7 separate regions of the Homo sapiens genome follow, and all the other regions are linked to region 1. Evidence: chromatin contacts called from ENCODE Hi-C or POLR2A ChIA-PET data. All regions are on one chromosome and are shown on one strand. The core of a region is the stretch at or near the end of the contact, and the rest is flanking DNA. Distances in the headings are between cores, read along the strand shown.

Region 1 (2,627 bases), core at 53-2,552:
GCTCCATCTCTCCTCAATATTTTAACTCAGTAGGTCTGGACTGAAGACCAGGAATCTGCATTTTAACAAGCATCCCAGCTCATAAATGCATATATGCAGGTGGCCCCATGGATCACACTTGAGAAATGCTCTAAAACAACTAAGAAATATTCCTAAGCTACAATCAAGGACACAAAAGGTGATTATTTCCCCCAATCTCAACTTAGATAAGTGAGTATCCTTTTAACCTAGAAAAGAAACAGGCCAGGGGCGGTGGCTCACGCCTATAATCCCAATACTTTGGGAGGCCAAGGCAGGCGGATCATCTGAGGTCAGGAGTTCAAGACCAGCCTTACCAATATGGTGAAACCCCATCTCTACTAAAAATACAAAAATTAGCTGGGCATGGTGGTGAGCGCCTGTAGTCCCAGCTACTCAGGAGGCTGAGACAGGAAAATTGCTTGAACCCGGGAAGCGGAGGTTGCAGTGAGCCGAGATCGTGCCACTGCACTCCAGCCTGGGCGACAGAGCGAGACTCCGTCTCAGAAAACAACAACAACAACAAAAAACAGCTAGGAGGTGACAATGACTCACATGTCAATATGTGGAAATAAAGTTGTAATAATGAGGATAATGTAATAATGAGAGTAATGACTAAATTTTCGGCTTTACAGAAAAACACATAAAGAAAACTAAGGGGAAAAAGCCTTTAGCTGATCCAGAATTTAGTGAGGGCAATGTGGAGAAGTAGGAGAAACGGCTACTCAAATAGATTCCAGTCCACTTCCCCTCAAGATTGTGTCAATTATGCCCGTGAGCCTGGGTCTCTTGGCCTGTAAAACGGAGTCATAACCACCCGCCCCCGGGAAGACAGAACCTGCCTGTCCACTTTCTGAACTTTTCATCCCCAGTATCGACGTCCAGAGGCCTGAATGAGTAAACGTTCCAGGAGATGGAGCAGCCTCCGGAGGCTCGCTTTGGGCAGCTCAGATTTACCCGGAAGCCGATGCCACCTGGCCAGAGGTGAGGCACCGGCAACCAGAAGGGGGCCCTGAGCATGACCGGTCAGTGCCACCCGGCCGGGAAGACACCATCTCCCCGCCCAGTCCTCTAGAATGACTCCGTCATCAATAATTCATTAAGAACCTCCTCTCAATTGGCTGACGCCTTCAGCCCTCTCTGGCAGAGATCCAATCAGGAAGGACCTGAGAGAGCTCGTCTGAATAGTGGGCGAGCGCGCGTGACGTAGCGGCCGAAGACTGGCTGTGGCAGCACAAGGCGGGGCCCTCCTCGGGCGGCGGCCAGCGCGGCCGGGGCGGCTCAGTGCGAGCCGGGGAGAGTCGAACCCGGAGCAGGGTCCCATCCGAGCGTGGACTGGCGGCAGGATGTTCAGCTGGATGGGGCGGCAGGCGGGCGGGCGCGAACGCGCTGGCGGCGCGGACGCGGTGCAGACGGTGACGGGCGGGCTGCGCTCGCTCTACCTGCGCAAGGTGCTGCCGCTGGAGGAGGCGTACCGCTTCCACGAGTTCCACTCGCCTGCGCTGGAGGACGCCGACTTCGAGAACAAGCCCATGATCCTGCTGGTGGGCCAGTACAGCACCGGCAAGACCACCTTCATCAGGTACCGTCACCGCCCCTCGCCCGGCTCCCGCCCCGCTCCGCCCTCCCCACGTGTGCGCCGCAGTCGGCCGCCTCCCGCCGCTGCCCCTCCCGGCCGGCGCGACCTCGGGGACCCCTCCCGGAGCTCGGCGCCCGGTGCCCTCGGCCCCGCCCCGGCTGGCCAGCCCCGCGCGCTGGAGGGTCCCGCGAACCCGCGCCCTGCGCACTCCGAGCCCTCCTTCCTTGCGGTTCGGAAGGCGTTGCTCCCGCTGGCCTCGTCCGGTCGCCCTGGCGGGAGGGTCCAAGGGAGAGAGGGGGCGCGAGCCATAATCAGCATATTCTTGACGAGGGAGTGATGCCTAGGGATGGAAATGGGGGGAGAGGCGTAGGGTATCCGAATGGGACAGAGTCCTAGTTGGAGAGTTTGTTTAACTATTCATTTGTTCAACTATTTCTTGAACAAATGAATGGCAGCAGGAGAGCGTATCGCCCAGGCCCCCTTCCCTTGAGGTCTTTACGTGCCACCCCACAGTGTTGTGGGGAGGGGATAAAGAGGCCGCCTACGTTCAGTTCATGCACCGCCTTTAGCCGCCCGTAGGAAGTGAGCTGCGTGTAGCAGCCGCACCAGCCTGTGGAACTAAGGGGGAGTGTCATATTACTATTTGTTAGTTTCCATTTCTTAGGTGGGTCATTCCCTCCTCGCTTACCCTTGACAACTGAAAATATTTGTCATGCTTACCGTGTTTCTGAAAGCACACAATCACTGTGCATACCCTGTGGTTCAAATCATATAGTTTCAAAAGAAGTGACTTTTGCTGGGAAATTATTTAGACAGAAACAGATTGCTTTGTTGATCACCTGTTTTATTTCTAAAGCAGCCAGCATATTTAGGCTCACTGTTTTTGGTAAGAAGAACTTATTTTTCTGACTTAAGCCGTGTATCAGTTGAAACAAAGTGCTGATCATTTAAGGTTTTGGTCCAGGGTTTTGGAAATTGTAACAATCTCTTCATCATTTGATGTGCAACAGGTGTTGAGAAAACTGCATCT
Region 2 (2,627 bases), core at 52-2,551, 1.8 Mb before region 1:
AAGTGGATGGGACTAAGTTCAGCGTTTGGCTGCTGTACTCCCACCCTAGGAGAACAAGAGGAAGAGAGCTGAGGCTCAAAAGGCGACCAGTCTCCATCTGGCTGTTGCCCAAGGGGTCAGAAGTCTGGTGACACAGGCCCAAGGGTCTCTATTCTGTATTGAGGACCACACCCAGCAACACCAGTGAGGAGGTTGGGAGAAGGGAGGAGAACCGAACAGCAAGGAGGGCCAAAAGTACTGGGCTGCCGTAACCACAACTGTATTTGAAATGTGAAGCTCCCTGCCCTTGCCCTTAAGGTCAGACCCAGGGACGCTCAGAAATCAGACTGAGGGCAGGCGCCCGCCCCCGTCCTTTCCTGTAAGGCTGTGAGCTAACAATTTGGAGGGTGGGGAGGAAATAAAACCCTAGAGGAAGCAATGCACTCTGCTCCTCACGACTAGTCCACATTCAAGCCCTGAGGTAGCTCTCTTTCCTTCTATAACCCTTGGTCTAACCCAGGTCTCCACCGTCCCTTTCCCTCCCCTCCCTGGGGCTACCTCTGCTTGCGGGCGGCAGCAGAAAGCCCGTCATCTCGGCGCTTTCCCTTAACCGAGTCGCTCTGCTTTTTCATATTCTTCTGGCGGGCGAGCTCACGCTGGTTACCGCCTAAGGAAAGAAAATTAAAGGTGAGACGCGGGGGCCGCTCTGCCCACACACCGGCGACCCTTCTACCCCAGCGCGGCCAGCAGCAGGATCCAACACCACTTCAATCTCCGGGCCCCGACAACGGCCCATCGAGGCCCAGGCTGCTTGGGGTAGGGGGGAGTGGCGAATCTGCCACGGGCCAGGTCAAAATACGGACTAGAGAAGGGAGGTCCCAAGGGGCCAGCTGGAGGCGTGTTTTGGGGCGGCGTGGGGCCCAAACAGCTGGCAAGGTGTGTGTGGACGGTTTGGGTCTCCGTGGGGGATGGGCTGGCTTGTGGAGTGGGGGCTCTGGGCCTATCACAGGGGCGCTGGCCTTCTCCTTACACCGCGGAAGATCCGGGAGGGCCTATGCCTAACCCGGGAGGGTGGTCCCGTGAAGTAGCCGTGGGCAAAGGGCTCGATTTCCGGGCACCGAGTGTGAGGGTGGCCACAGAGCGCGCCCAGAGAAACGCCTTGCTAGGGAAGCTACGGAAGGTCAAAGCCGGCGCCTCGCCGGTGGTGTTTAGGGTGAACGGAAAGAAAAGGGCAAGGAGAAGGGGGCTCGGTGCTCACGGGTCATGGCGACGGCAGCGGCTCCAACCTGCCTCCGTTACGTCCCCTCGTTCTGTCGGACGTTGCAGGTCCCGCCCCTTCTGGCAACGTAGCACAGTCGTTCCTTTCCTCCCCGCCCCTTCGCGCCCGGGAGCCGGCTCCCATTGGACAAGAAAAAGCACGTGGATCCACGGGTCGTGCTTGAGCCGGGGTGGGTAAGTGGCGGAGGGTCGCAGGCGGAGCGCTCAGCGTGGGGCGGGGCTTCCCGAGTGAGACGTAGGGACGGGCCTGGAGAAACTAGGCCGGGTCACGTGGGCAGGTTGGGGGTGGAGGGGTGCGGCTGGCGATGTGGCGCTCCCGCGGGCTCGAGCACGTGACCGTGCAGAGTGACCTCATGCGGGGACAGTTTGGGGTACTGACAAAGTCGCCCTGAAAGAACGCCCGTAGACAAGAGGGCGGGGTTTCAGCCAGTTCTGTGTTACGAGTACTCTACTACTAAACTTGTGCTTACTTAGGACCACCTCTCAGCCACTTATTTGGACACGAGTTGTTCACAGCTCGCTTAAAATCAAGTACAAACACAACTTCAGAAACCCGCTTCTACTCCCATTGTCCCCTTCCACGCCCCTTCACTGTAGAAAATCGCAGCAACATCTGGTATTTCCTAAAACTCTACCCTGTTCGTTTTCCCCCAGAAACTTTAAATGTGAACATGCAGCTTGGAAGTATTGGAGGACTCCAAAAGTCACAGACTATGGAGTTGGATCAGTGGCTGAGATTAGATAATTCACATATTCGCTTTTCCCCTCTGGAGCTTTTCTTACTGTACCATCGCCACCAGCCACCCGGTTTTGTATTAAGACCCTGGAGGGCCGGGCGTGGTGGCTCACGCCTGTAATCCCAGCACTTTGGGAGGCTGAGGTGGGCAGATCAGAAGGTCAGGAGTTCGAGACCAGCAGCCTGACCAACAATGGTGAAAACCCTAAAAATACAAAAAATTAGCCGGGCGTGGTGGCGCGCCTGTAATTCCAGCTACTTGGGAGGCTGAGGCAGGAGAATCGCTTGAACCCGGGAGGCGGAAGTTGCAGTGAGCCGAGATCGCGCCATTGCACTCCAGCCCAGGCGACAGTGCGAGATCCCGTCTAAAAAAAAAGTTAATAAGAATTAGCCGGGCGTGGTGGCGGGCGCCTGTAGTCCCAGCTACTCAGGAGGCTGAGGCAGGAGAATGGCGTGAACCCGGTAGATGGAGCTTGCAGTGAGCCGAGATCGCACCACTGCACTCTAGCCTGGGCGACAGAGCGAGACTGCATCTCAAAAAAAAAAGAGTTAATAAGAAAGGCTGGGCAAGGTGGCTCACGCCTGTAATCCCAGCACTTTGGGAGGCAGAGGCGGGTGGATCACGAGGTCAGGA
Region 3 (2,627 bases), core at 77-2,576, 1.8 Mb before region 1:
GTTATACACAACTTTTACTGACATTTTTGAACACGGATAGTATTAAACCAAGGGTCACTGTGCCAGGAGGGGAAAAATTAAGTACTGTAATTATATATATTGAATTATATATAGAGAGCTATCCCCAGGATAAAGGAATCACTGTTTACTCTGGTAATGATCTGGAGGTTTAAAAACACACACACACACAAATAAAAAAAAAAAACAAACACTCAAGTTGACTGGGCCAGAAATCTTATTTGCTCTTCCTTCTCCCCAACAGTTTTTTATTTCGAGTTAGTTCTATCTAAGGAATTTACACCCTTGATCACTTAAGTCACCCTAAAGTGGAGTATGTAATCAATATTGGTTATTTTCTCATTGGAGTCTTTTTTGACATTTTAAAGAAATGCTATTTAAAACAGACAATATGGACAGATTCTGATGGAATTATTCTTGTTCACGTACTCCTTTCGTTTGGACAGAGGTATCTGCCGGTACTGAGATGTAAGTGATCAGCTGAAGGGAGAAACTGTACACCATGTGACGGACAAATTACCTGCCTCAAGAAAGCACTTACGACCATTCTGCAGCCACTCAGTGACCTTGGCTAGAAACCAATGGCTGTGCGGCGTGAGGTAAGATGAAAGGAAATACCCTAGGGATCCAGGACTTCTGCATTTGGTGAAACGTCCGCTTCCACTACAAGGCTTTGGGATGCCTAGTCTGTAGACTGGAGGAGCATTAATACTGACTCACGCAGAAAAGATATAGCTACATATTGGACTGGGGGAAGGGGTGGCAAAACCCTCTGCAAATAGGAAGTGCCACAAGAGCACCGAGATAAGGATGAGGCCCTGCGTGAGCGCAGCCTTCGGGTTTTCCTTGGGCCGATCAGCACCGACTCCCCCGCTCTCGGCGAGGCGCCTCCAGCTCCCGGGAATGAGAAATGTGCCCGCCGCAGCAGGGGCCCACAGGAATGAAGGGCCCCGGCGCTGCGTAGGCCCAACAGTTCCCCGCGCTCTCGCCCCCGGCCCAGCCCCGCCTTTCTTCCCCCGCCTCGGCAGAATGGACTCACCAGGGGGCGAAGAACTCGACGAGCATGAGGCCCGCAGAGCCCGTGTCGGAGATGCGACTCTCGAAGTTGTCGTCCGTGAGTTCTAGCACGTCGGAGGCAGCGGCGAGGCGGGCCGCGGCAAGAAGCAGCGCCACACCCGGGAACAGCGCTAGGCGGCGGAGGCGCATGGCGGCGAGGTGGGGTGGGGACGGCCGGAAGGGTCGCGGCTCGGCTGGGACTGCGGAGGTCGGGCGCGCGACCACTAACCCGCTGCTTGCGCTCGCGCGTCTGGCCCAGGCGGACCTGCAGCCGGAGGTCCCAACCCCCAAACCCGGCTTGGGCCGCTGTGTGGCAGCCGCTGATTGGCTGCGCGTCGCCTTCGTCGGGCGGGCGGGACCAACTCGTTACCGCCGAGTGGCCGGAGCGCGGGGCGGGGCCGAGGCGGCGAGTGTCTGGGCGAGCGTGGCTGGGCCCGGTCCTGGGCTGGGGGCAGGGGCTAGGGCCGGGTCCCGGGGTGAGCCGAAACCTGGGGGTCGGGCGGGGCGGGAAATGGGGCGCAGTGAGGCTGGGAGCCGGCCCTGAGCTCGTCCTGCGTAGGGGTAGCCGGGCTCAGGGGGCGCCTGAGCTGGAGGTGGAAGCGTGAAGTCAGGACTGAGTGGGCGAAGAGAACCTGGGCTGAGGTGAGGCCCAGAAGCGAGAATGGAGGAGAGAAGGAGCTAGCCCCCGAAGGAGTGTTGGAGTGGACACACTTGGGACGGGACCCATTTTCAAAATGTCAGGCTTTGGCATTTTGTCCAATTTCTCTTCACTTGGTTTCTCTTGCGTGGGCAGGCCAAGCCCTCCCCCAACTCCACCTCATTGCCCGATTCTCTCAGGCCCAGGTGGGACCCAGGTTCTTCTTTGTCCAGCCCCGGGCCCCTGCCCTTGTGGCTGCTCCTTTTTTATTGAGTTTCTTGTTTTGTTTTGTTTTGTTTTGTCTGAGATGCCGTCTTGCTCTGTCCCCCACGCTGGAGTGCAGTGGCGCGATCTCCGCTCACTGCAAGCTCTGCCTCCCGGGTTCACGCCATTCTCCTGCCTCAGCTTCCCGAGTAGCTGGGCCTACAGGCGCCCGCCACCACGCCCGGCTAATTTTTTGTATTTTTAGTAGAGACCGGGTTTCACCGTGTTAGCCAGGATGGTCTCTATCTCCTGACCTCGTGATCCGCTCGCCTCGGCATTCCAAAGTGCTGGAATTACAGGCGTGAGCCACCACGCCCGGACTTTTTTTTTTTTTTTTTTTTTTTTTAATGAGCTTTTAATTGGTAGTGCCGTCACAAAGTGAAGATGCCTGGCCACTTGGTCGACTGCTCAATGTCTTTACCACTCTTAGCCCCTTTTGTTTCAAAAAACCCTGAGTCTTAGTAGAATGTTTGTTCTGCCCAACTGCTCCTAGTTCGTAGATGTGGGTACATTAAGGAATCTTAAGGGCAAAGAGGGTGGGGAGGAGGGGACAGAAAACCTGTAATCCTTGGTGCAGCTCCAAGAATGAAATGACACTTGATGCTTACATTTTCTTAGCAGACATGGCCGCTTACCAACAAGAAGGGCAGAT
Region 4 (2,627 bases), core at 40-2,539, 1.3 Mb after region 1:
CTATCTTGACCAGGCTGTTCTCGAACTCTTGGGCTCAATCGTCCTCCCGCCTCCACTTCCCAAAGTGCTGGGACTACAGACGTGAGACACGACGCCCGGCCAGTATATTTTGTAATAATTCACGGAGTTGTATACAGTTGTGAATGTGAATTTTTCTACATGTATATTACATTGCGCTTTAGAAGTTAAAAACAAACAAACAAACAAAAAAACAGGGGCCAGGCGCTGTGGCTCACGGCTGTAATCCCAGCACTTTGGGAGGCAGAGGCGGGTGGATAACCTGAGGTCAGAAGTTCGAGACCAGCCTGACCAACATGGTGAAACCCCGTCTCTACTAAAAATACAAAAATCAGCCTGGCGGCGTGGTGGTGGGGGCCTGTAATCCCAGCTCCTCGGGAGGCTGAGGTAGGAGAATCGCTTGAATCCGGGAGGCGGAGGTTGCAGTGAGCCGAGATCGCGCCACTACACTCCAGCCTGGGCGGAAGAGCGAGACTCCATCTCAAAAAAAAAGTTTTAAGAAAACCAAACCTCACTTCAGATCATTCTCTAGGCATCATGTGAATGGTTTTCCGCATTAGATGATGAAAACACTGTTTTGGCAATCGGAGATTGGTACTTTCTAAGCACGGTGTAATGGAAAGACAGATCAGGAATCCGGAAGCCCTGGCTGTGATATTAAACAGCTGTGGCTACACCGCTCTGATCTCGGACTTCTCGCTCGAACCCATAAAATAGGTGTTGCCTATAAAGGCTCTAATGTTTCTCCCCTAGTTCTAAAGACTGAGGTCCACTTGTGTTTTCGCCCCAGCAGCTGAGGGTCGGTCGGGCGCGGACACGCCCTGCCACGTCCGGGTTTCACACTGCGCGCGGAGGCCCCAACTGCCGCTGAGCACTGGACCGGCCAGGACGCAGGTGGGCGAGGACGAGCCGCGGCTCTGGAGGGCCCAGCCTGCGCCTCACACACTCACCTCGGTCCGCAGCGCTCCTCTCTCCAGCAGGCCCCGCGCTCCGACTTCACCCCGCGGGCGTGGCACGCGCCCGACCCGCACGGCCCCCAACGCCCCTGGCTTACGCTCCACTTCTCTACTCGCTTGCCCCAGCCTTCTGCGCACAACCCAGATGAGTTGCAGTTCCCAGCTGCACGCCTCGGGAAGCGCCGCACTCTCCTTAGGGCTCGGTCTCTGGCCGCTGCGCGCGGTCCGCCAGCGGCTTTCAGAATTCCCGCCAAACCCTCTCGCCCAGGGTCACGCCCGCGTCGACGTAACGTATCCCCGCCTCCCGGATCCGCCTTCTCCCCGCTTCCGCCCTGCGCGCTAACCCAAGACGGGAGCTCGAGAGCTTGATCCTGCGCGAGTTTACAGACTGCCCTCTTCCCTTTTTGCGTAAGGACTAATTCAAACTTTATGCCGGGGGCGGTGGCTCACGCGTGTAGTCCCAGCTGCTCGGGAGGCCGAGGCGAGAGTATCGTCTGAGCCTAGGAGTTCGAGGCTAACCACGGCAACGCCCCTACTCCTACCCCAGTCCCTCGCGGGTGGGGCGAGGGATTTCAGGGGGCGGTGGGGGAAGACTTAACCGAGTTGCCGTCTTCTGTTTACCAGATCGAAGACCACGACTCCCAAGAGGTAATGCGTCGGCCCGGGACTACATCTCCCGGCATGCATCGCCGGCGGGTCCGCGAGTTCTCACCATCGCAGCTGGACTATTAGCGGGGGCCCTAGCGCTCTTGTGGTTTGTTTCGGCAGTATCTGAATGTCAGCTTTTGGCACTTCTGGTCGCTCTGAGCCTCCTACTCGCATTCCTGGAGCAAGGTGCTTTCCAGGCCTCATGGAGGTGGAGGAGCTGAGGAAGCTCGAGAAGATGGATAGAAGTGGGAAATGGAGCTAGCGTACGGGAGAGGGAAATGGCTGGAATATTCGTCAATCTGTGGTGCTTTACTGGAGATTTGCAGGAGTTCAGAGGAAGGGGGCATTGAATTTCATAACCTAAACCGTATCGTGGTTTACCAGAAAGTTTTGACCCGTGATTCCGGTTTTAAAGGCTGAGTAGGGCCGGGCGCGGTGGTTCACGCCAGTAATCCCAGCAGTTTAGGAGGCCAAGGCAGGCGGATCACCTGAGGTCAGGGGTTGGAGATAAACCTGGCCAACGTGGTGAAACCTCGTCTTTAGTAAAAAATACAAAAATTAGCCAGGTTTTGTGGCACATGCCTGTAATCCTAGCTACTCGAAAGGCTGAGGCATGAGAATCGCTTGAACTCAGGAGGAGGTTGCAGCCAACCGAGATCTCGCCGCTGTACTCCAGCCTGGGCGACAGAGCGAGACTGTGTCAAAACAACACCACAAGCTAGCTGAGTAGGGATTCTTGGGCGAAGTGGAAGACATTATAAGCAAATAGGGTAGTATGGGCATGGAAACGAACTACATGATTAAAGATTAGTATTATCTGGCGAGGGAGGAAAAGTGCCAGAGCAAGTGCCGAAACTGGAAGGTTACATTTAGTTCAGGATATGAAGATCATATAAGGCCTGCACGGTGGCTCACACCTGTAATCCCAGCACTTTGGGAAGCCAAGGTGGGGGAGGATCGCTTGAGCTCAGGAGTTGGAGACCAGCCTGGGCAACATAGTGGGAC
Region 5 (2,627 bases), core at 86-2,585, 1.2 Mb after region 1:
GCAGTGAGCCGAGATCGCACCACTGCATTCCAGCATGGGCGAAAAGAGCGAAACTCCGTCTAAAAAAAAAAAAAAAGTATAATGGAGGCAATAGAGCCACAGGAGCAAAGCAGGGTGAAAAGCTTAATTTCACCAAGGTGGTGATCTGGGAAGGTTTCCAGAGGAAATTTTTATTTCCTCCAAAATAAAGTGTATATATATATATATACTTTATATATATATAAATATATTTTTTGTTGTTGTTGTTTTTGTTTATTTGTTTTGAGAGGAGGCCTCACTCTGTTGCCCAAGCTGGAGTACAGTGGCGAGATCTCGGCTCACTGCAACCTCTGCCTCCTGGGTTCAAGCAATTCTCCTGCCTCAGCCTCCCGAGTAGCTGGGATTACAGGCGTGCACCACCATGCCCAGCTAATTTTTGTACTTTTAGTAGAGACGGAGTTTCGCCAGGTTGGCCTGGGTGGCCTCGATATCCTGACTTCTGTTGCCCAGAGTGATCATGGCTCACTGCAGCCTCGACGACCTGGGCTCAAGTGATCCTCCCATCTCAGCCCCCAGAGTATCTGTGACTACAGTCACGTGCCACCACGGCCGGCCTCCTGTATTCTTATATGTATACAATATCTCACAATTAAAGGGTAAATAAATATAAGATCTAGTCAAGGGTATTGGGAGGACTGGCCTAGATATTTCTTTCACTAAACTAAATTTTAACTCTTAAGAAATGTTCACAATAAAATTGTTATCATAGTCCATAAAATCGGTCTTTTTAGTTGCCACAATTATAAGAAGTTGCATACAATTACAAGAGTAAAACAGAATTATAAGACAGCACGTTAGGTTTAAGATTTATGGCCGGGTGCGGCGGCTCACGCACTTTGGGAGCCCGAGGCGGGCGGATCGCACTTTGAGAGACCAGGAGAGCGGGACCCAGTCTCTACAAAATAAAAATAAAAATAAAATGTGGGGAGAGCGTGACGTTTTCCAGGTACAGAGGGGAGGTCCAGGCAGAAGCGCAGGTAGAAAGTGTGAATATGCTGAGCGTATTCCGGGAGCAGCAAGTTAAGCCGGTGTGACCGGAGGGAAATGGAGGCCTGGCTGCCGGACGGTGAGGGTGACTGCGCGAGCGTCCGCCCAAGAAGTCTCCCTGCCTTCCCGCCTTTCCCCTGTCTTGGGCCCCTTCTTGCTTTCCTTTCGCGCTCTGTGCTGACTCCGCCCCTCCGGCGGCGCCCGTGGCCCCGCCCCTGAGGGAAACAGACAAGGGGCGGGGCCGGCGCGGTCATCTCTCTGCGCCTTCCCGCAGGGCGCCGAGCACCTGGCGCCGCCTGCCTGACGTCACGGTCACTGACAGCGTGAGCCCGCGGCGGCTGCTGCCATGGTGGCTGGCGGCCGGGTAAGGGTCTGAGTGGATCTCCTGCCAGGCCAGAGCGCCTTCGGGGGCCGCGGCGGAAGGCCAGGAGTTTGCAGCCAGGGCGCCGGGTTTGTGGTCTGCAGTGTCGTGAGGCTGAGGTGGGGGTTGAAGGCCCAGAAGCCGGACTCTGTGACCCGGGTCGGGGGGTGTACTGGAGGGGCGGCTACGTCCAGGCTGGGTGAGAAGAGAGGCAGTGGGGCCCAGGAGGCTGGAGGAAGCCTTAGGGTTCAGACTGGGGTGCACGTAGTCGAGAGCTCAGGGTTTGGGCAAGGGGATACCTGCCGGGGTTCAGCCTTGAGGGTGGGTTTACCGGGTTCACGAATCTCTCTCTCTCCTTACCCCCGCCCGCCCGCCCGCCTGCCTGCTCCCGGTGACTTCTGCTGGCCGCAGGTGCAGCATGTCTAGACTGGGAGCCCTGGGTGGTGCCCGTGCCGGGCTGGGACTGTTGCTGGGTACCGCCGCCGGCCTTGGATTCCTGTGCCTCCTTTACAGCCAGCGATGGAAACGGACCCAGCGTCATGGCCGCAGCCAGAGCCTGCCCAACTCCCTGGACTATACGCAGACTTCAGATCCCGGACGCCACGGTAGGAGCCCGTCTCCTGAGACCGCGGTCACTGCAGACTAATGGGCCTGAGGTCTGGGCTGCTTTCGGTGGAGACTGTGGGACAGGGTAACGGAGAGAAGTGCTTTAGGGTTTCACTTTTTTGGAAGCTTGTTGAAAAAGCAGTCGTCGGGCTGGGCGCGGTGGCTCACGCCTGTAATCCCAGCACTTTGGGAGGCCGAGGCGGGCGGATCACCTGAGGTCAGGAGTTCAAGACCAGCCTGGCCAACGTTCAACCAGATGTCAACATGGTGAAACCCCATCTCTACTAAAAATACAAAAATTAGCCGGGCGTGGTGGCGCGGCCTGTAGTCCCAGCTACTGGGGAGGCTGAGGCACGAGAATCGCTTGAACCTGGTAGGCGGAGGCCGCAGTGAGCTGAGGTTGCGCCACTGCACTCCAGCCTGGGTGACAGAGTGGGACTCTGTCTCAAAAAAAAAAAAAAAAAAAAAGCAGTCGTGGTTTTCTCTACTCTTTCGCCTGTACTCACAAGAAAGTATATTTCAAAAAGACTGTTTAACTTTCACTTTTAGTTCTGGCCACAATAGTGCTATGTGGGTATTAAAGGCACTTGCTTAGTGTTGGGTGAGGTGTGTAATAAGTAGAGGAAGAGTCCAA
Region 6 (2,627 bases), core at 80-2,579, 1.2 Mb before region 1:
CACACTTTGATATCTGTTGAATTTTGTACTATCTACATATGTTACTGATTAAATATAAAAAATAATATAAAAAGGGTATTATGCAGTATAACAGAATAGGTAGCTTAGACATCAGATAGACCTTGATTTAAATTCTAGCCCCCCTGCTTTTTTTTAAATCTTAAGCTGAGCTTCTGAGCCTCCTTGCTCATCTGTCAGATGGCCATCAAGTATGTGAAAACACCCAGCAAATAAAAAGTGCTTAAAAAATTATCAGAAGGGAAACAACCAGGATAAACTTCAGACTGAACCAATATTTATAAGACCTGCCTACTCCGCGCCAGGAACTGCACTTGGCAATTCGGTCTTCACAACAATCCTGTGAAGTAAAAACGGTAACCTCACTGGACAGATGAAGAAAAGAAATCTCCTGGCGTGCGTGCAAAAGGTGGAAAGAAAATTAGAGGATTCCTAAGGTGTAACTCGGCAGCCCAAGGATTCCACGAAAGTGAAGCCCACCTGTGGAGACGGCAGTGGAAGCTGAGAGAAGACTATGGTCAGAGTCGTGGCTTCCCTTGACACAGTCACAGCTGCCTCATCTGGGGGGTGGCCGAAGAGGAGGCAGGTGCCAATACGTTAGTGCTGCACGGACTTGGAAGACTTCCCTTACCGACCGAGACTTCTCAAAAACACTTCCCGAATGTCGAGGTTAGAATTCTATTTCACCCTCTCAGGTGCTGAGGTGGGTAAGGTACCTCACAGAAAGGATGCAGCGGGGGAGAGCAGTCCCCTCCGTGGGGGACAGCGGGAGGAAAAGGGGTCGGGACGCTGGAGGAACTGAGGCAAGGGGAGCCCGGAAGGAGGCGCACTCACTGAGTCTTCTCCAGAACATCTCTCGATTAAACTCCTCGGTGGTCTCCTGGGCTTCGCCGACTTGTGGGTGTGGCGTGTGGGGGCCGAACGGTGGCGAATGGAAAAGCTGAGGTAAGCGGAGCCACCTCCCTCGCCCAAGCCCGGCTCCCCGCCGCCGCCCCAGCCCGCCCTCTCCGCGACCCCGAGCCCGGCCTCTCCCCGACCCCGAGCCCGGCCTCTCCCCGACCCCGAGCCCGCCCCTGCCGTCGCCCGTTCTAACTCCGTCAGCTCACCCCGCACTCGAGGCAGGAGCAACCGCAGCTCCTCCGCCAAGTGCCGGAGCTGCTCCAAAGGCGAAGCCAGGGTGGGGACTGCGGCTGCAGGTGCAGTTGCGCTCGCCATCTCAGTCGCTTGCCGAAGGCCGCAAACACAGGCCTCCGCTGCCACTGCCGGAGCCGCACTGCGACAGCCGCTCCACTTCCGGGCCACAGCGTCAAGGGCTCGTTTCCGTCAACAAGCCGTCCAGCCCCGTCCCAGAGGCCCTGCCCTGCCTCCTCCCGCCACGAGGCCCGGCCCCGCCCGAGGTCCAGCACCACCCATCCCGTTATCAGAGACCAGGCCTGGCCCCGCCTCCTCCCGCCCCGCCCTGTCCCCTGAGGTACAGCACCAACCATCCCACTCTCAGAGGCCAGGACAGGCCACGCCTTCTCTTGCCCCTTAGGCCAGGCTACACAAGCAAGCCTCAGGCTCACCGTCTTTCTTATTCATCATTCATTCATTTATTTGATTAGTTGAAAACACTTCCGACTAAGGAAGCAGAGAGCCCACAATCCTGTGGGAAAACAGGCCTGGGAACTAATATCTCAGGGGTAGTGAGGGTCGGGCCCAGATCCTCAAAGGTTCCCTGCCCCTGAAATTGCACCTTTGACAGCTGCTGAATTCCAAGCACAGCGGTAAGTGCTTTACATGGGGTAACCCTAAAAAACACACTGGGCCTCAGACACTCCCGTACACACACCCAACCTCTACCCTGTGGATGTCCTAGATAAGGGTTTTCTCTTCACAAAGGTAAATCAACTCTTTGCCTCCTTAGGGAGGGAAGGAATAAAGGCATTATTTTTGAGACTTTTCTGCAGTCCATTCTGCAGGTATCAGTAGTGGGTAATCCCTCCAACGTCCAGGACTCCAAACGAGCAGCTGCTCCCTAAAGCTCACCCACCAATCCTGGCCCTCCACCTGCTACTGGGGTAGAGGCCTGGGCTACAGACACAGAGGCTGGGCTTCTGCCCAGCTGCCAGTGGTGAGACATGGCCTTCAGGAGCTCAGGTGGCTTTTTAACTGCACCATGAAGATTCCAAACTTGGTGGAGTTCAGTGTCCACACATAACGAATGAGAACAGGTGTCAGCAGTGTCAACCAGGTCCGCAAAGGGGAGAATAAAAAAGCTAGGGTGCCGTATGTTGCATAAAGAAAGTAGCAGGAATAAACCTGCCAGATGTACAGCAGTAGCATAAGTAGGTGAACAGGCATAATTTTCAAGTATTTTCTTTGATGGAGATGAGACCTGAAGTTGTGACCAAAGCACCGCTGCAGCAAGCTCCAACACATGTAAGCCATCAAGGGGATGTTAAAAAACGCCAGCTGGAAAAGAACAGAACCATAGCTTACTCCCAAGTCCTTGGAAGAGTTTGGTCTTAATAATGCATTATTAGTGGATCCTAAGACTATGCTGCTATCTGTCTTGGCGTTAGCTAATTTACTTCAAGCACAGTTGCTTATAACACAACAGCTGACTT
Region 7 (2,627 bases), core at 96-2,595, 1.2 Mb before region 1:
TAAGCAAGATAGATAGATGCTCCTTTAGCTTCTTCTCCCCATTACAGTTTGAAAGCAAATAAAGTGTTTGAAGAGTCTAGAAAACTTAAGTCATAAAACTATCAAAGGATGAAGAAAAAGTGCCCTGGGTCACCGGAAGCCTCAAACAACTGAAAATATAAGATTAATAATGTAAAGAAAATAGAAAAGTTAGCAAAAGAAGAGAACTTCTGATTCGTGGTTACAGGCTTTTCCCTAATTCTCACAACCAGAACTGTAACAACAACAAGAACAAAAACCAGATACAAATATATCAGACAACAGACTGACATGAGAACCAGGAGCCTTGCTTCTACTGCTTTGACAAAACCTTGCTACGTCAAATCATTTTGCCTGGATCTTGACTCATTCAGTTATCCATAGGCAAAGGGGTTAGAATGTCCAATCTCTTCCACCTCACAGAGCTCACCTGGGGCTGTGGCTATACTGCTCCCAACGTCCCCAAAATGAAAAGCCACAGCCCTGGCTAGAGTTCTACCATGCGGACCACAGACCACCACCACAGCACGGCAAGCCTCCCTACCTGTTGCTAGGACGAGAGCTGGTTGAATGATGTCAATAGTTTCAGAACAGAATTTCTCTAAGTCTACCGCTCTGCCTGGATCTCGAAACCTGCTCAGGTGAATGTCGGATATCTGCCGAAAACAGGTATTGAACAGAGAGATCTGAGCCAGGAAGAGGCAGCATGGGGAGGGGCGGCTCAGCGGCTCTCTCGGGCAGAAGGAAAAGGCAAAGAGGCAATGCATAACGAACCCCCCAGGTAAGGACAGGGCCAGCACTAGACAGAGCCTCGAGTTACAATCTGACTGAGGTCCCCAGCCTGGAGCGTGGGGCCCAACACCCGCAAGGGTCCCACCGCACGGTGCCCGATCTGCACCTGCCTCCCGGCCCGGCTTCCCGCCGCGTCACCTGCAGGCCCCAGAAGATGTTGCTGTCTCCGGGCCCTGGCGCAGGGTGCGGCCTCCTGGGGGGCGCGGGGCGCGGCAGCGGCGAGGGCTGGCCCGCCAGGCCGTAGTGCTCCAAGAGCATGGCCACCAGCGCTGCGGCCGCCAACCCCGCGACCACCCTGAGAGCCAGCACTGCAGCCATGCCGCCCGCCCGCCGGGGCGCGGCCCTCGCTGATCCCGCGCAGGACCGCGCGGCGCTCCCGGGAGCCGCTTTGCCTGCACTTCCGGACTCTATTGTCGCAGGGCCAGAGCTGGATGCGGGGCCGGCGCCGGATGCGGGGCTGGAGCCAGACACTGGGCCTAGGGTGCTGCGCCCGTCAGCCGCCGCCCAGCACCTGCCCCTCTCTGGCCGCGCAAGTGACTGGGCTCGTTTTGCATAAGTAATACGATCACAGAAAAGAGAACCGAAACTCTGAACACCAATGACGGTGGCCGAGTGGTGGCGGGGAAGGAGACCGGGACCAGTGGCCGGGAGGCGGGGGCTAGAGTCCTGGCTCCGCCTTGGTCAGTCACTCCTGACCTCAGTGGGTCGATCTCCTTACCTGTAAAACGGAGTTAATAACACCTTCCGTGCGCACTTTGCAGGGTTGTTGTATCAAAGTGAGAATGTATGAGAACGCCTTTTAAATTGTCTCACAAATGTGTCAGGTGGCTTCCTCTGGCCCCTTCTGATTATTAACGTACCTCCATAGGTTTTCTTTTCTTTCTCTTCCCCTTCCCTCTACCATTCCCCTTTCCTTCACTTCTCAGACAGGGTCTCTATCCCCCAGGCAGGAATGCAGTGGCGCGATCATGGCTCACTGCAGCCTCGACCTCCCTGACCTTAAGTAGCTGGAATTACAGGCTCGCACCACCACGCCCAGCTAATTTTTTAAATATAGTTTTTGTAGAGACTGGGATCTGTCTGTGTTGCCCGGGCTGGCCTCGGAACTCCTAGGTTCAAGCGATCCTCCCGCCTCCGCCTCCCAAAGTGCTGGGACTACAGGCTGAGCCACCGCGCCCGGCAGCATAGGTTTTCTATAGATGTAATTCCTATGTTTTGTGAAAGTTATTTTTCCCTTAAACTGATTTCACATGCACCTGAGTAAATAATATTGCAACACGGTAGTATACCATTCATTTAATAAGTATTAAATACTTCCTATGGGCCAGACCCAGGAGAATTAGATTCAGCCCTACCTTAATTTATCTAACAACTCCCTTATTGTTGATTTTTTAATTGTTTATTATATATTGCTGTTCTGAGTAATTTTTTTCACGTCTTCCCTTTATTGAAAAAAATTTTAGAAAATGGCAGTTAATAAAAGGCACAAACAAATCAACAGGGATATACTAGTGGAAAACACAATATAAAACTAACATGTCATTGGCTTCTTTAATTGGTTAAGAGCACAAAATGTAACAGGCAAAAGGTCTGTTTCAAACAAATTAAAAAGCTATGTGTTTTTTAAATTCTCCCCAAATCAGATATATACACACCCACAAAAATAGTGTGTGAAGGAAAACTGTCATACACAAGAAGTCGTATCCTGAATTCTTCAAGGAAATACATGTGGAAATAGGAATTAACAGAGTCAGCAACAGATTAATTTTTTATTAATTGAGTCTTAAAATGCTACATAGCCCAAAGCTATACTATAT

Evidence for each region. A loop is a pair of places that touch in the nucleus more often than their neighbours do. ChIA-PET counts read pairs that join two places held with the same protein, here RNA polymerase II (POLR2A). Pooled maps may share reads with other maps.
Region 2: a loop to region 1 is called in a map with no recorded cell type, with 10 times the contacts of the local background. The contact joins the promoter of SERF2 here to the promoter of EHD4 in region 1. A Hi-C loop is called at or near these places in 1 of 37 single-sample maps with no recorded cell type and 6 of 50 pooled maps. POLR2A ChIA-PET finds 5 or more read pairs at or near these places in 1 of 52 experiments (HEK293).
Region 3: a map of CD8-positive, alpha-beta T cell shows a loop between it and region 1 (14-fold over the local background). The contact joins the promoter of PDIA3 here to the promoter of EHD4 in region 1. A Hi-C loop is called at or near these places in 1 of 168 maps with a recorded cell type or tissue (CD8-positive, alpha-beta T cell), 2 of 37 single-sample maps with no recorded cell type and 6 of 50 pooled maps.
Region 4: a loop to region 1 is called in a map of B cell, with 7 times the contacts of the local background. The contact joins the promoter of RAD51-AS1 here to the promoter of EHD4 in region 1. A Hi-C loop is called at or near these places in 1 of 168 maps with a recorded cell type or tissue (B cell), 1 of 37 single-sample maps with no recorded cell type and 7 of 50 pooled maps.
Region 5: a map of CD8-positive, alpha-beta T cell shows a loop between it and region 1 (17-fold over the local background). The contact joins the promoter of RMDN3 here to the promoter of EHD4 in region 1. A Hi-C loop is called at or near these places in 1 of 168 maps with a recorded cell type or tissue (CD8-positive, alpha-beta T cell) and 6 of 50 pooled maps. POLR2A ChIA-PET finds 5 or more read pairs at or near these places in 1 of 52 experiments (activated T-cell).
Region 6: a map of CD8-positive, alpha-beta T cell shows a loop between it and region 1 (12-fold over the local background). The contact joins the promoter of CCNDBP1 here to the promoter of EHD4 in region 1. A Hi-C loop is called at or near these places in 2 of 168 maps with a recorded cell type or tissue (CD8-positive, alpha-beta T cell and naive thymus-derived CD4-positive, alpha-beta T cell), 2 of 37 single-sample maps with no recorded cell type and 11 of 50 pooled maps.
Region 7: a loop to region 1 is called in a map with no recorded cell type, with 11 times the contacts of the local background. The contact joins the promoter of TMEM62 here to the promoter of EHD4 in region 1. A Hi-C loop is called at or near these places in 2 of 168 maps with a recorded cell type or tissue (B cell and naive thymus-derived CD4-positive, alpha-beta T cell), 2 of 37 single-sample maps with no recorded cell type and 7 of 50 pooled maps.

Annotation. Positions count from the first base shown.
Region 1 is chr15:41,971,232-41,973,858 of GRCh38, reverse strand. EHD4 (EH domain containing 4) reads left to right here and starts at 1,302. Exons shown (of 6, transcript NM_139265.4): 1 at 1,302-1,600. The coding sequence starts at 1,365. PLA2G4E-AS1 (PLA2G4E antisense RNA 1) reads right to left here and starts at 1,096. Exons shown (of 4, transcript NR_120334.1): 1 at 861-1,096; 2 at 1-55. RefSeq lists silencers at 1,251-1,380, 1,421-1,490, 1,591-1,860.
Region 2 is chr15:43,790,994-43,793,620 of GRCh38, reverse strand. It overlaps SERF2 (small EDRK-rich factor 2), which reads right to left and starts at 1,301. Exons shown (of 3, transcript NM_001018108.4): 1 at 1,238-1,301; 2 at 538-646. The coding sequence starts at 1,244. It overlaps SERF2-C15ORF63 (SERF2-C15orf63 readthrough), which reads right to left and starts at 1,645. Exons shown (of 6, transcript NR_037673.1): 1 at 1,238-1,645; 2 at 538-646. RefSeq lists enhancers at 1-153, 489-818, 607-1,806 and a silencer at 1,539-1,618.
Region 3 is chr15:43,745,137-43,747,763 of GRCh38, reverse strand. PDIA3 (protein disulfide isomerase family A member 3) reads right to left here and starts at 1,326. Exons shown (of 13, transcript NM_005313.5): 1 at 1,058-1,326. The coding sequence starts at 1,224. It also overlaps the pseudogene CATSPER2P1. RefSeq lists enhancers at 701-750, 761-810 and a silencer at 1,311-1,610.
Region 4 is chr15:40,693,767-40,696,393 of GRCh38, reverse strand. RAD51-AS1 (RAD51 antisense RNA 1) reads left to right here and starts at 1,289. Exons shown (of 2, transcript NR_040058.1): 1 at 1,289-1,382; 2 at 1,599-2,627. It overlaps RAD51 (RAD51 recombinase), which reads right to left and starts at 1,220. Exons shown (of 10, transcript NM_002875.5): 1 at 969-1,220. RefSeq lists enhancers at 1-375, 376-973, 1,011-1,070, 1,541-1,690, 1,571-2,168 and 1 more.
Region 5 is chr15:40,753,962-40,756,588 of GRCh38, reverse strand. It overlaps RMDN3 (regulator of microtubule dynamics 3), which reads left to right and starts at 1,335. Exons shown (of 13, transcript NM_018145.3): 1 at 1,335-1,506; 2 at 1,799-1,992. The coding sequence starts at 1,806. RefSeq lists enhancers at 875-984, 1,075-1,194, 1,405-1,614 and a silencer at 1,730-1,944.
Region 6 is chr15:43,184,105-43,186,731 of GRCh38, reverse strand. It overlaps CCNDBP1 (cyclin D1 binding protein 1), which reads right to left and starts at 1,329. Exons shown (of 11, transcript NM_012142.5): 1 at 1,125-1,329; 2 at 853-912; 3 at 499-578. The coding sequence starts at 1,233. TMEM62 (transmembrane protein 62) reads right to left here. Exons shown (of 14, transcript NM_024956.4): 14 at 1,588-2,472. The coding sequence ends at 2,146. It overlaps LOC124903478 (a long non-coding RNA gene), which reads left to right and starts at 845. Exons shown (of 2, transcript XR_007064604.1): 1 at 845-963. RefSeq lists an enhancer at 724-823 and silencers at 994-1,083, 1,304-1,603.
Region 7 is chr15:43,132,304-43,134,930 of GRCh38, reverse strand. It overlaps TMEM62 (transmembrane protein 62), which reads right to left and starts at 1,345. Exons shown (of 14, transcript NM_024956.4): 1 at 949-1,345; 2 at 563-674. The coding sequence starts at 1,128. RefSeq lists silencers at 476-687, 878-1,277, 1,498-1,557.